Regions from separate parts of the Homo sapiens genome. Here region 1 is linked to region 2. The links are chromatin contacts, found by POLR2A ChIA-PET in ENCODE. All regions are on one chromosome and are shown on one strand. Each heading gives the region's core, a stretch centred on a gene start or an enhancer-like site at or near the end of the contact. The rest is flanking DNA. Distances are from core to core; before and after follow the strand shown.

What was found. ChIA-PET counts read pairs that join two places held with the same protein, here RNA polymerase II (POLR2A).
Region 1: POLR2A ChIA-PET joins it to region 2 with 10 read pairs in AG04450. The contact joins two enhancer-like sites. POLR2A ChIA-PET finds 5 or more read pairs at or near these places in 2 of 52 experiments (AG04450 and WTC11).

What each region holds. Positions count from the first base shown.
Region 1 is chr5:32,237,005-32,243,622 of GRCh38, forward strand. It overlaps MTMR12 (myotubularin related protein 12), which reads right to left. Exons shown (of 16, transcript NM_001040446.3): 11 at 6,517-6,595; 12 at 5,053-5,123; 13 at 1,997-2,169. Among named protein-coding and RNA genes, the nearest start is that of GOLPH3, 66 kb to the left of the region's middle. Within about 2 kb of position 4,572, at least 3 of the 41 ENCODE cell types and tissues checked have a DNase peak (open chromatin) inside an H3K27ac peak, as active enhancers do.
Region 2 is chr5:32,075,126-32,081,730 of GRCh38, forward strand. PDZD2 (PDZ domain containing 2) reads left to right here. Exons shown (of 25, transcript NM_178140.4): 19 at 2,337-2,481. Among named protein-coding and RNA genes, the nearest start is that of GOLPH3, 96 kb to the right of the region's middle. Within about 2 kb of position 2,371, at least 2 of the 41 ENCODE cell types and tissues checked have a DNase peak (open chromatin) inside an H3K27ac peak, as active enhancers do.

The DNA.
Region 1 (6,618 bases), core at 3,322-5,821, 160 kb after region 2:
TGGGACACAGATAAGTACAGGCCAGGCCTGAAAGAAACCATCTTGCTCAGTGAGAGAGACCTGGATCACCCAAGGAACCTGCCAAGCCCTTACGATCAGGAGCCATGGCTCTGTGTGCCCACAGCATTCTGTGTCAAGCTGTTCTGTACCACAGACAGACATGCTGACTACCTGGAGTATGAAAAACCACAAGTAACACTGCTAGCATACGTCAGCGCTGCAGGTGAGTTGATTAAAGAAAGTTTGTGTGTTTTCATTTTTCCTTCCAACAATCATCAATAAGGCAGCCAAGGGAGTGTGTACAGCTGTCATCTAGACATGTACACCACAATCTGGGGGACTCATTTTCACCAGGTGACCTAAAATGCTAACTCTCCTGTGCCTGAACTTGGAGGTCCAGGCCTGGAGCGATTAGTCCAGACAGAAGCAGAAGAGGCTATGGGGACATTCCCACCCACGCTACCACTAAGGCCCTGGTAACAGATGGCATTAACATAACCCTGTGCTTTCTTCTTTTTTTTTTGGAGATGGAGTCTCATTCTGTCACCCAGGCTGGAATGCAGTGGCACAATCTTGGCTCACTGCAACCTCTGCCTCCCGGGTTTAAGTGATTCTCCTGCCTCAGCCTCCCAAGTAGCTGGGACTACAGGCATGTGCCACCACACCCGGCTAATTTTTTGTATTTTTAGTAGAGACGGGGTTTCACCGTGTTAGCCAGGATGGTGTCGACCTCCTGACCTTGTGACCCACCTGCCTTGGCCTCCCAAAGTCCTGGGATTACAGGTGGGAGCCACCGTGCCTGGCCCCTGTGCTTTATTTCAAAAAGGTTTATGTGCAAGGAAAATTGACTCTGAATGGCCAGGTGTGGCGGCTCATGCCTGTAATCCCAGCACTTTGGGAGGCTGAGGCAGGTGGGTCACTTGAGGTCAGGAGTTCAAGACCAGCCTGGCCAACATGGCGAAACCCCATCTCTACTAAAAATACAAAAAATTCGCCAGGCATGGTAGCGCACACCTGTAATGCCAATTACTAGGGAGGCTGAGGCAGGAGATAAGCTTAAACCCAGGAGGCAGAGGCTGCAGTGAGCTGAGACTGCACCACTGCACTCTAGCCTGTGCAACAGAGCAAGACTCCGTCTCAAAAAAAAAAAAAAAAAAAAAAAAATTGACTCTGAAAATCTGAAATCATTCAGTTCCAAAATCTAAAACTTTATTTATTTTGAGATAGGGTCTCACTGTCACTCAGGCTGGAGTGCAGTGGCACAATCATGGCTCACTGCAGCTTTGACCTCCCAGGCTCAAGCAATCCTCTCACCTCACCTTCCCTGGTAACTGGGACTGTAGTCAGGCATCACCATGCCCAGTTTATTTTATTTTATTTTTATTTTTGGTAGAGATGAGGTCTGTCTATGTTGCCCAGGCTGGTTTCAAACTCCTGTTCTCCCAAAGTGCTGGGATTACAGGTGCAAACCACCATGCCAGGCCTCCAATTTTTGGATTAAGGATGCTCAACCAGTAATGGAATGCAAATATTCCAAAATCCAAAACAATTTGAAATCTGAAACACTTCTGGTCCCATGACTTTCAGATAAGGGATGCTCAACCTATATTTTCTGTAGAAAACCTGCACCCTGAATATCTTTTTATTGCAAAGACTAATTTTGTAGAAAAGGTAGGAGTCTCCCTCACTGAGTTACTTTATATTTAAGTCTTATTAATAAATATTATTCCCACTGTGAAATATGTATACACCCTTGGTGTACACAATTTAGAAAACTCTGAACATACTTGTTAATATCTCTTTCCTCTGGGAAAGGTTTCACTATTATTTAAAGTATCCAAAGTCATCACACAATGAAACGATCCTAGTTTTCTTAACAAACCTGTTTGGCTTACACTTTGCAAGCAGCAATCCTACTACATCTGATGACAGGTATTAAATAAGAGATTCAGTAGTTCTCCCTATGACGGAAACAGTCTGCAGTGAGGGAACTCACCTCCTCTTTGTCGTTCTGGCGGAGATGGTTGCAGCGATCCAAGAAACAGTGGCCACCCATGACCCACTCCTTTTGGATGAGGCTCTGGAAACCAATTCTGGTTCTGCAGTGGGGGTCCATCATCAGTTGCACCAGAGAGGAAATGAGACAGCAGAGGTCGGATGCATTCTCCTCTAGGAGAGGCCCCAGCAGCAGTGCAAAGAGGAAGGAGGGCATAAAATGTTAAAAAGTTTCAGAATGCTCTCACTTGCACAGTTAAAAGTAGGATTCCCAACACCAAGGTCTACTATTAACAGTCATGTTCTTATTCCCTAAAGGCAAGGGCCAATAACAAAGGGTTATGTTTTCAGACTGAGACATGAACTGCTCTAGCATGTCTAGTACAGGTTCTGGCATACGCTGGTACTAAATGTGGATTTGCATACTGAATAAATAAATGCAGCACTGCAAAGCTACTTTCAGCTTGTGGGGGTCTAGGTGTGCCACACAGAGACAGGAGAATCACCCACATAATGATGACCTGCCAGGCTCCGCAGGCCAAGACTAAAGCTCTTCCCTCCTAGGGTGTGGAAGCCTCCGTCACTGAACTCCTCCTGGGGTGTGGACGCCTCCGTCACTGAACTCACTATTTCATGGCTCAGCTGCTTCTCAAACTCACCTCAGACATCCCTTCCTCCACTCCTAAGTCCTCCACTAACTCTACTTTGGAGAAAGTTTAATATTTCTTGACTGTAGCAAAATTATTTCTATTTTCAGCTCTAAGGCTCTGTCCTTTTCTGTTTGAGGGGCACAGAGGTGCCTGCTTCTCCTGCCTATCCTAGGAGACAAACTCTCCTTGGTCTACTTCTACATGCCCACCTGCCATGCACTTTCCAAAACTCATTTGATGAAAAGTCCACTCACATACTTGTTTAACATTCATGACTTAGAGCAAAAGAACCACATATCTTTATCCGTGCATTTGTCTTAAGAGTTTTAAGATCCTAAAAGTCAGGGTCTACATCCCCATAGTTTCCCTTTCACAAAAATAGGTGCAACTCGAGTTGTTTTTAAAAAATGTCCATGAGGAGGATGGTGCTAGTATCATTGGTGTTAGAGAAACTTAAGAATGAATTGTAGGCCGGGCGCGGTGGCTCATGCCTGTAATCCCAGCACTTTGGGAGGCCGAGGCGGGTGGATCACGATGTCAGGAGTTCGAGACCAGTCTGACCAACATGGTGAAACCCCGTCTCTACTAAAAATACAAAAATTAGCTGGGCATGGTGGTGCACGCCTGTAATCCCAGCTACTCAGGAGGCTGAGGCAGAAGAATCGCTTGAACCAGGGAGACAGAGGTTGCCGTGAGCTGAGATCGCACCATTGCACTCCAGCCTGGACAACAGAGGGAGACTCCGTCTCAAAAAAAAAAAAAAAAAGGAATGAATTGTAACTAGGGAGGTGCTCATATTGTGATAACTCTTTCATCCTGACCCCTATAATCACAGAGCACTATGGGTCCAAGCTTACACTTCTCCCTCCAGGAAACAAGCCTCAACTATGGGATGACATGGGTTACAGAGAAACAGATTTTCATTTTTGTCTTCTAGTGCTATCAATTTTCAAAACAAGTTTCTTTTTGGAGACAGAGTCTCACTCTGTCACCCAGGCTGGAGTGCAGCGGCACAATCTTGGCTCACTGCAACCTCTGCCTCCCAGATTAAAGCAATTCTTGTGCCTCAGCCTCCCGAGTAGCCAGGACTACAGGCACACAGGACCAAGCCCGACTAATTTTTGCATTATTAGTAGAGACAGGGTTTCGTCATGTTGGCCAGGCTGGTCTCCAACTCCTGGCCCCAAGTGATCTGCCTGCCTTGGCCTCCCAAAATTCTGGGATTACAGGTGTGAGCCACCGTGTCCAGCCACAAGTTTCATTTTTAAGGAACTCTTTCTTCTTGGATCTGAAGGGTGTTAATGATACTCCTGTGGGTAATGGAATGAAGGACTAAAAGAGATTTCCAAGGTGAGACAATTCAGTAGTCCATCCAGGAGTGAAGGATTTCTCAGTTCTATCAGTCAAAGATTCAAATTTCACTCTATGCAACTCTGTGATTAATGTGTTCTGGCCCTGAGTCCTTCCGTTTCTTAGACCTCCAATCTTTATCCCTCCCCCTTTTCACTAGTTGCTCAGTACTCAAATAATGCTCTGTTCTGTCACGGCTGGTTAGGTCTTTTTCAATAGCACACTTAAGGCAACTCTCTCATTAGGTTGCAAACTTCTTGAAGGCGGAACAGAGCCCTGCACATGGCAGAGGCTCAATAAATGTATTCAAATCTAAGTCGGTCAGCCAATATCAGATGGACAGAAGCCACAGAAAGATACATTTTCCAGGCTGCCCTTAGAACCCAGGGCCAACAGTTACAGAGTTTCAGAGAATGATAAAAGCTTGGGGGTATAAAGCATGAGACAATCTACTTAATTTATAGTGTGGGGCTAAACGAAACATAGTATTTCTAAACAGCAGGTAATATTTTAGCTCATATGTAACTAGTTACAGCACCAATCTTCCTTGCATGGTGGTTCACACTTGCTTTCGCACATTCTGAATGTTTGCATCATGTACAGCGAGTTAAGCCCACTGAGGAAAAGGAACTCACAGGCCACCAAGTTTCTATGGTAACTGAATAAAGTTGTCAACCACAAAGATATAAAAATAACAACCAAGTCATCCATGGATCTCTTTATATAAGAGGGATTCTAAAAAGATTTTAAATTTAACCAAGCTCAGTTAATATAAAACAAAATCCAAAACATTAAGAAATGTGAGCTTTGGTAAAGATACCAACAATTCCTTTGTGGACTGTGAATAGGTCTGCCAAGTGCAAAGTGAAAGAATTTTGTTTTAAACTCTAACACTGAAATCCAAGGCAAAGGATTCCAAGGTTAGGGAGAAAGGAATAGGAAGGATTTCTACACTAACTCACTCCTTTTGTTTCCAAATACATAAAGCTACATATACAAAAATTGAATCTCAAGTGAAGGAAAATGGAAATCATCCTTTGTGCTTCCTATATATTACCTAAAAGAAGAACATTCATGTTTTGTGCTTCCATACATTCTGTAATCTCTATTGCTTTTTTCAGGCAACGTCTGAATAGGAAAGAGACAAGAAAAAGGGGCATTAGTTCATGAGCTTGGTAACACAAACACTACGTAGTTGAGAGAGAGTCTGACTTGATCTTCAGTCTTCTCTCTTATTTTTTTTTTTTCCACGCTAAAATCCTCTAGAAAAGAAACGAACTTCCATTTACATTATTTAGATACTGGGATATATTCCTGCCCATTAGAAACTGAAAATTTTCAGGAGGGAATCCTAAAGTTGATGTGAAAATGCTCCTAGGTAATTTCTAAACTAGACATTCTTATTAAAAACTCACGCCTGAGTCTGCTGGTGAGCAAGATTCATAAAAATCCATACCTGGAGAATGTGAGACATGTCCAGATTGCTTTACTTAAGGTGACCTGCTGAATGTATCAGAATGGCTAAAAAGCTCCAATATGCTCAGAAATCCTTTTTGTCTCTCTCTACACGTTATTCCCTTTGCGACTGTTGCCGCTATTCCCAGCTTTGACTTGTATAACTGGGGGCCTTCACATCTGTTGTCTTCTGCTTGCAGACGTGTCCTCTCCTACCCCCCAGCCACCTTCCCTTCCCACACCCCGACTCTTCATCTGGCTAGAGATGCTCACCCTTCTCTGCCCACCCCACACAAAGAAGGGTTCTTTGCTTCCATAACATTTATCCCTGTCTGCCATTATATATTCAAATTATGAGACGTGTAGCAGGATGTCTGGAGCACAGTTCAGTGTCTGGAGGGCCAAGGCTCCTTTCCGCAGTACTCACTTCAGAATGGAGGGAGAATGTGTGTGAGGCAGTAGGAAGCATTGCTCTCCCTCCTGAAATGTAGCCTAGCATTAGAGCTACTCTGTCATCCTGATCATCATTTCTGTTTTGCACCTTTCTCTGCCATATCCTCTATTTAATGGCAACAGAGAAGAGCTATTCAATATAGAAAGTAGGAAAGGCAATATAACTGTTTTCTGGAACTCTCAACCTAACTCCCAAACCAAAAATAACTGACATTAATCATGGTTTTTAAAAACACAGATAATATATGCGTAAGACACAAGATTAAAAAAGGTATTCAGTGAAAAGTCAGTATCACTCCTGTTCTCACCCTCAGTTTCCTCCCTGGAGGCCAGCACTGCTGCCTCAATAATAATTCTGGGTTGTCACACTCTTTCTGTGTTTTTTCAATGCCTTGTCTGTAGAGTACATCTCCTTGTAAGCAGGTGGCATGTTCATAAATTCCTATCAAATGTGCACAGAAATAAGTAGCAAATATAAAATCTAGCTGTAGAACATGTGATCTAAGAATATTTAACTGTCAAATATCAAACAGTTAAATTATTTGTCGGTTTGATCTACTACCCTGAGTTATACAATTACAAAATTCATGAGTAAAACAATGGTTTGAAATACCTGATTATGTCAAGCCAGCTGCTACTTTCCAACAGAGAAAACCATTTTATATCTGTGTCCCAAAATTCAGTACTGTTATCTGAAAAAAGAAAAAGGAGTAAA
Region 2 (6,605 bases), core at 1,121-3,620:
ATGTATCAGCAGGTTAGTCATGAGATCATTTGGCCAGAAGATACTATAGAATCTCTGTCTTACCTGTACACAGCACCTGTGGCTAATGATGGAAAGGCAGTGTGGCACAGGGAAAGTAAAACCATGGGCCTGGCATGAGCTCCACTGCTGACTAGTTGGCACTGGTCGAGTTACAACTTGGGCAAGTTATTAAACATTTCTGAGCTTAGTTCTCTGGGCTGGTGCTCTCTGCCTTGGTCATCTCACAGAGCTGGAGGGACCATCAAATATATGTTAACAGTGATTCCCTCCAGCTGATAAGGTTATGAGTGATCCTTATATTTTTCCAAATTTCTACATTGGTTATATATAATTATAGCCACTCATAACCTTGCTGTGGTATCATATGGAATAACAGGAATGCATTCACTTAGAAATTGATAATGTACCACATTAAATGCAAGTTAATATTGGTTATGTTACTACTTGGTTACGAGTATGTTAGAATATCAAATTGTTCATTTTTAAAAATGTTCAATATACCTCTACTTTATCAAGGAGACAGTACGAGAAATCAATGTTGTTTATAATCTCCTTAACATAAATAACTTCTCTCTCTCTCTCGCTGAACAAAGAATCTGAGATGACTTATAAAGCCATATTATTATAGATGTGTGTTCAAGTGGTTTATATAAACATATATGTCAATAGACCTGGAAAATGCTAAGTCATAAAAACTATACCAGGCAAAAGTCGTTTTTTTAACCTTATTTTTGTTTTAATAGAAATGCACATCTTTTTTCCTTCTCCTCAAATATCATATTTTACCTCCAACCACTACCTGTGTTTTAAAATATAATGTTTGGCCATTGGGTAAATTTCTTCTTTTAAAAAGCATCGGCCGGGCACAGTGGCTCACGCCTGTAATCCCAGCACTTTGGGATGCTGAGGCAGGTGGATCACCTGAGGTCAGGAATTAGAGACCAGCCTGGCCAACATGGCAAAACCCCGTCTCTACTGAAAATACAAAAATCAGTCAGGTGTGGTGGTGTGCACCTGTAATCCCAGCTACTCGGGAGTCTGAGGCAGGAGAATCTCTTGAACTCGGGAGGTGGTGGTTGCAGTGAGCTGAGATCGTGCCACTGTACTCCAGCCTGGGTGACAGAGCAAGACTCGGTCTCAAGAAAAAAAAAAAAAAAAAAAAACAAATCACAAGTTTTGGATAACTGTATAAAGGCAAATTAGGGTTTTTATTCATAATAATTTATATCTATTAAAATAAGAGTTTTGTAATTCTAAGTTAATACTCTCAGAATGAACTTTTGAGCAGCATTTGAAACTTGTACAAGACTAATTTTTCTCATAAAAATTTTAGTTACAAAATTTGATTTTATTTATATCTGAGAAAGAAAATAGAATGGATTGCTATAAAGTATATGTCCTCAAATATTGGAAGAAAAAACCTTCCTCTTTTGGTACGTGAGTTAAATTCTGTTTTTATTTACTACTTGATTTAAATTGAAGTGAAATTCATATAACATGAAATTAACCATTTTGAAATGTACAAGTCAATGGCACTTAGTACATTCAGAATGCAATATGACCCACCACCTCTGTCTAGTTCTGAAACTCCTCTACTGTTTTTATGTTACATTTGTGTTACTAATAAATAGAAAATTAACTGAGTTAAACTCTATCTAGGTTTCCCTCAGCTGGTAACTGACATTTTATGAAAAGATTTCTTACCAAAGCTGCTGAAAGACATATTATCCCTTTCACCTCTGTGCTCTGCTGCCACCTTTGGGCCACTTTATCACTCACAATGGATAAATTTCACATGAAGCTGATTTAACTGTTAGTTTTAGAATTTCATTGCATTGAATGTTAGGTAGAAGAAGAGAAAGTAATGGACACTTAGCCAAAGTGAAGTCTTGAAATATGAAATGTCAATTTTGTTTATCCAGATTCGTTCATTCCCTCACTACCAAACTAAGGAGTTAGTGTTATAGTCTTGGATATCTCTATGCAATATAATAACAATACCTTACATCTGTCTAGCCTTATATGTGCTGTTTTTATAACTGTTCTCATTTAATCGTCTTCTTTTAAGCTCTATGAGTAAGACTGGGAATGTTTTATGCCCATTTTAGAGTTGAAAAAAATGGAGGCTTGGGGAAGAATGATATGACCATTTAATTCCTAGCAGACCTTAAACCCACAATCTGGATCTGCTGGCTCCTAGTCCAGGGCCCCTTTGCCTTTTCCTGAACTAGCTCTGCTCTCTATATATGATCTCATCTTACGGTGCAGAAAGCCTGAAAGTTATTTCAAGTGGCTTGTGGTTGTCATTGTGCCAGGAATCTCTGGGAAAGCTGACCACTGGAGATGCTTGTGTCTCTACCAGCTGTGAACTAGCCAGTGCTCTGTCCCATCTGGATGCCAGCCACCTCACAGAGAACCTGCCCAAAGCTGCATCAGAGCTGGGGCAACAACCCATGACTGGTAAGATTATTTTCCCATTTGTTAATCTTAAAGTAGGTGGGGAGATACCCTAATGAAAGCATTATACAGGCCAGGCGCAGTGGCTTACACCTGTAATCCCAGCACTCTGGGAGGCCGAGGTGGGCGGACCACTTGAGGTCAGGAGTTTGAGACCAGCCTGGCCAACATGGTGAAACCCCATCTCTACTAAAAATACAAAAATTAGCCGGGCGTGGTGGTGCGCACCTTTAATCCCAGCTACTTGGGAGGCTGAGGCAGGAGAATCGCTTGAACTGGGTAGGCGGAGGTTGCAGTGAGCCAAGGTGGCACCATTGCACTGCAGCCTGGGCAACAAGAGCAAGACTCTGTCAAAAAAAAAAGAAAAAAGAAAGAAAGGAAATTGATATTTTTAAGGAGAAAAATCTTTTACACAAATTAACATTTAAATACTGCCTGCATTTAGCACCTTTACTATATCATTGTGCCTAAACTCATCGTTTTCATGCCATGTTGAACACATCCATTTTCAGTCAGTTGACCCTTTTTACCCTTTTGTGACACCAACAAGACATGAGATGAATCAAAAGGACTTCCCACCCATCAAAATCACAGCACTCTGCCTACGTGAAATCAAATGCACTGAGAAATGGCAACAAAAACCTCCACAAAGGACAAGTGAAATGATACTGAAAAACCACACATAAGTGTTGATGAGAGATTAAGTAACATCGTGGAGGCAGAAGTTATCTCAGTATTTATTTAGGTGCCAGGTGCAGTGGCTCATGCCTGTAATCCCAGCACTTTGGGAAGCTGAGGCAAGTAGATCATGAGGTCAGGAGTTTAAGACCAGCCTGGCCAACATGGTGAAACCCCATCTCTACTAAAAAGACAAAAAAATTAGCTGGGCATGGTGGAGCACGCTTATAATCCCAGCTACTCAGGAGGCTGAGGCAGTAGAATTGCTTGAACCCGGGAGGTGGAGGTTGCAGTGAGCCAAGATCATGCCATTGCACTCCAGCCTGGGCTATACAGTGAAACTGTGTCTCAAAAATTAAAAAAAAAAAAAAAAAAAAAGGAAATTAGTTAGATGTGGTGGCATGTGGCTATACTTTGGAGGCTAAGACCAGGAGGGTTACTTGAACCTAGGAGTTTGAGACTGCAGTGAGCTATGATCACGCCACTACACTCCAGCCTGGGTGACAGAACTAGACCCAATCTCTGGGAAAAAAAAAAAAGTGTGGGGTGTGTATGTGTGTATGTAAAATTTGGCTACCCATCATCTAGTAGTTGAACAAAATAATATTGTAAAACATGATTTTTAAAAATCAACTGAATTAAGTGACTTTGCTTCCTTGTTAGTGGAGACCTTTATTGAAATTTTGGATTCTGGTGGGGCGCGGTGGCTCATCATGCCTGTAATCCCAGCACTTTGGGATGCCAAGGGGGGGCCGATCACTTGAGGTCAGGAGTTCAAGACCAGCCTGGCCAACATAGTGAAATCTCGCCTCTACTAAACATAAAAAAATTAGCGGGTGTTGTGGTGCATGCCTGTAATCCTAGCTTCTCAGGAGGCTGAGACACGAGAATTGCTTGAACCCAGGAGGCAGAGGTTGCAGTGAGCTGAGATTGTGCCATTGCACTCCAGCCTGGGGGACAGAGTGAGACTCTGTCTCAAAAAAAAAACAAAAAAAAAACAAAAAAAAAAAAGGAAATCTGGATTCTAAACTTGCACTCTGTGGGTAGGGGACACTCTTCTCAGTGGCTGGTGATGACTGTGATCCCACTTGTCGAGCTCTGTGGGAGTCCCGGCAGTCCTCCGCAACTGTCGGCTGGTTGTTACTGTCTCAGCGCCTGCCTTCTGATTGGTTAGCAAACTACGGTGGTAGACAGAAAAAAGATAGCCTTCCTTTTTAGGGCTGTCCTACAAAATAAAAATGTGGGCCGGGTGCCGTGGCTCACACCTGTAATCCCAGCACTTTGGGAGGCTGAGGTGGGTGGATCCCCCGAGGTCAGGAGTTCGAGACCAGCCTGGCCAACATGGTGAAACCCAGTCTCTACTAAAAATACAAAACAAAATTAGCTGGGCATGTTGGCGGGCGCCTGTAATCCCAGCTACTTGGGAGGCTGAGGCAGGAGAATCGTTTAAACCCAGGAGGCAGAGGTTGCAGTGAGCCGAGATCGAGCCATTGCACTCCAGCCTGGGCAAAAAGAGCGAGACTCCGTCTCAGAAAAAAAAAGAAAAAAGTGAAACCCCAGAATATCTATCCCATACCCTGATGGCTACTCACAGAAAAAATACAGGCCCCTGATGTCTCTGTTCTGTGATCCGAGGCTCTTTGTTCCTTTGTTAGTGATGAGGCTGTTACTGTGGGTTCTGGTTTCTCTTTCGGGTTCACATTCACTTGCTGGACAAACACTAACAAGCATTTTTTTGTTAGCAATTTGACTTTACTGCAAAGAGTGTTAAAAAGGGTTCTATTTGGCCGGGCGCAGTGGCTCACACCTGTAATCCCAGCACTTTGGGAGGCCAAGACGGACGGATCACAAGGTCAGGAGATCGAGACCATCCTGGCTAACACAGTGAAACCCCATCTCTACTAAAAATACAAAAAATTAGCCAGACGTGGTGGTGGGCACCTGTAGTCCCAACTACTCAGGAAGCTGAGGCAGGAGAATGGTGTGAACCCGGGAGGTGGAGCTTGCAGCGAGCTGAGATCACACCACTGCACTCCAGCCTGGGCAACAGAGCGAGACTCCATCTCAAAAAAAAAAAAAAAAAAAAAAAGTGGGGGGTGAGGGGTTTCTATTTGAGGGAGATGAAGTTACATTGAGGCAGCCTTCAATGTCACCTTTCAAAGTAAGGCTTCATTTGAGGCCAGTATCTTCATACATTTTAAGAGTGCATGTTCTACATAATGGTCCTCTGGAAGTTTTCTTGGAATCCAGATTTGCTTTGGAATAGAAGAGGGACAGCAAAGGGTTGGTTTTTTTCACTAAACCAACATTTCCTATTTGCAACCTCATGCAGTACATTCTTTCCTTTCTTGCCACTGAGGAATTTCTTATTCTAGGTAGGCCAGTTTTTGTCAATACTGAGGTTTTCATCAGTGTTAGAAAATGTAGTACATATACACTATGGAATACTATGCAGCCATAAAAAGGAATGAGATCATGTCCTTTGCAGGGACAAGAATGGAGCTGGAAGCCATTATCCTCAGCAAACTAACACAGAAACAGAAAACCAAACACCACATGTTCTTACTTATAAGTGGGAGCTAAACAATGAGAACACATGGACACAGGGAAGGGAACATCACACACTGGAGCCTGTTGCGGATGGGGTGGTGGGGGGAGGGAGAGCATCAGGATCAATAGCTAATGCATGCAGGGCTTAATACCTAGGTCACGGGTTGATAGGTGCAGCAAACCACCATGGCACACATTTCCCTGTGTAACAAACCTGCGCATCCTGCACATGTATCCCAGAACTTAAAAAAAAAAAAAAATACCGCGGGTTTGTACCTTAAGTAAGTGGGTTGCTGCATGTCAAGTTCTCTTGTGTTATAGTGTAGAGAGAATTTCGTCTCCCAGCCCCGTACTCCCTGGAGCTCTGTGCACCTCTGTGACTGTACTGACCCCGGTGGGTGCAGATGTTTGGATGCTTTTCTGCCTTGCCCTCTCTGGATTTCCCATAGATAATGAGCCTTGAGAAAGGTGCAGCTATGTGTCCCTTACACCCACTGAGCAGCCAGGAATGCTAGACCAGGAACTGATTATATTTAACAGGCAATGATATATGTGCTATATTTAGTTAACATGTCAAAACATAATATATTAGTTACCATTTAATTCTTTAAGGGTCCTCGTCAGGATTGATCGAGTTGCAGTGACACACTGGCACCCTCAAGGGCTTTTGGGGTGTATCTGAAATACCCGATTACCGGATCTCTAAAAGATTTTAGAGCTTCTGTCTCCTTTTGTTTAGGTATTTCTCTCTCCTTCCCAATGAAAAGGCTATCTGTGACCAGTTGGTCCTGCTGAGTACTTGAGTGCTCGTAGCAGTTCTTCTTCCAGTGTTATTACAAATAGCTGCTTTCCAGTATGTAAGAAGGATGTTCTTCAAAACATGTCTTTGTTTTGTTTTG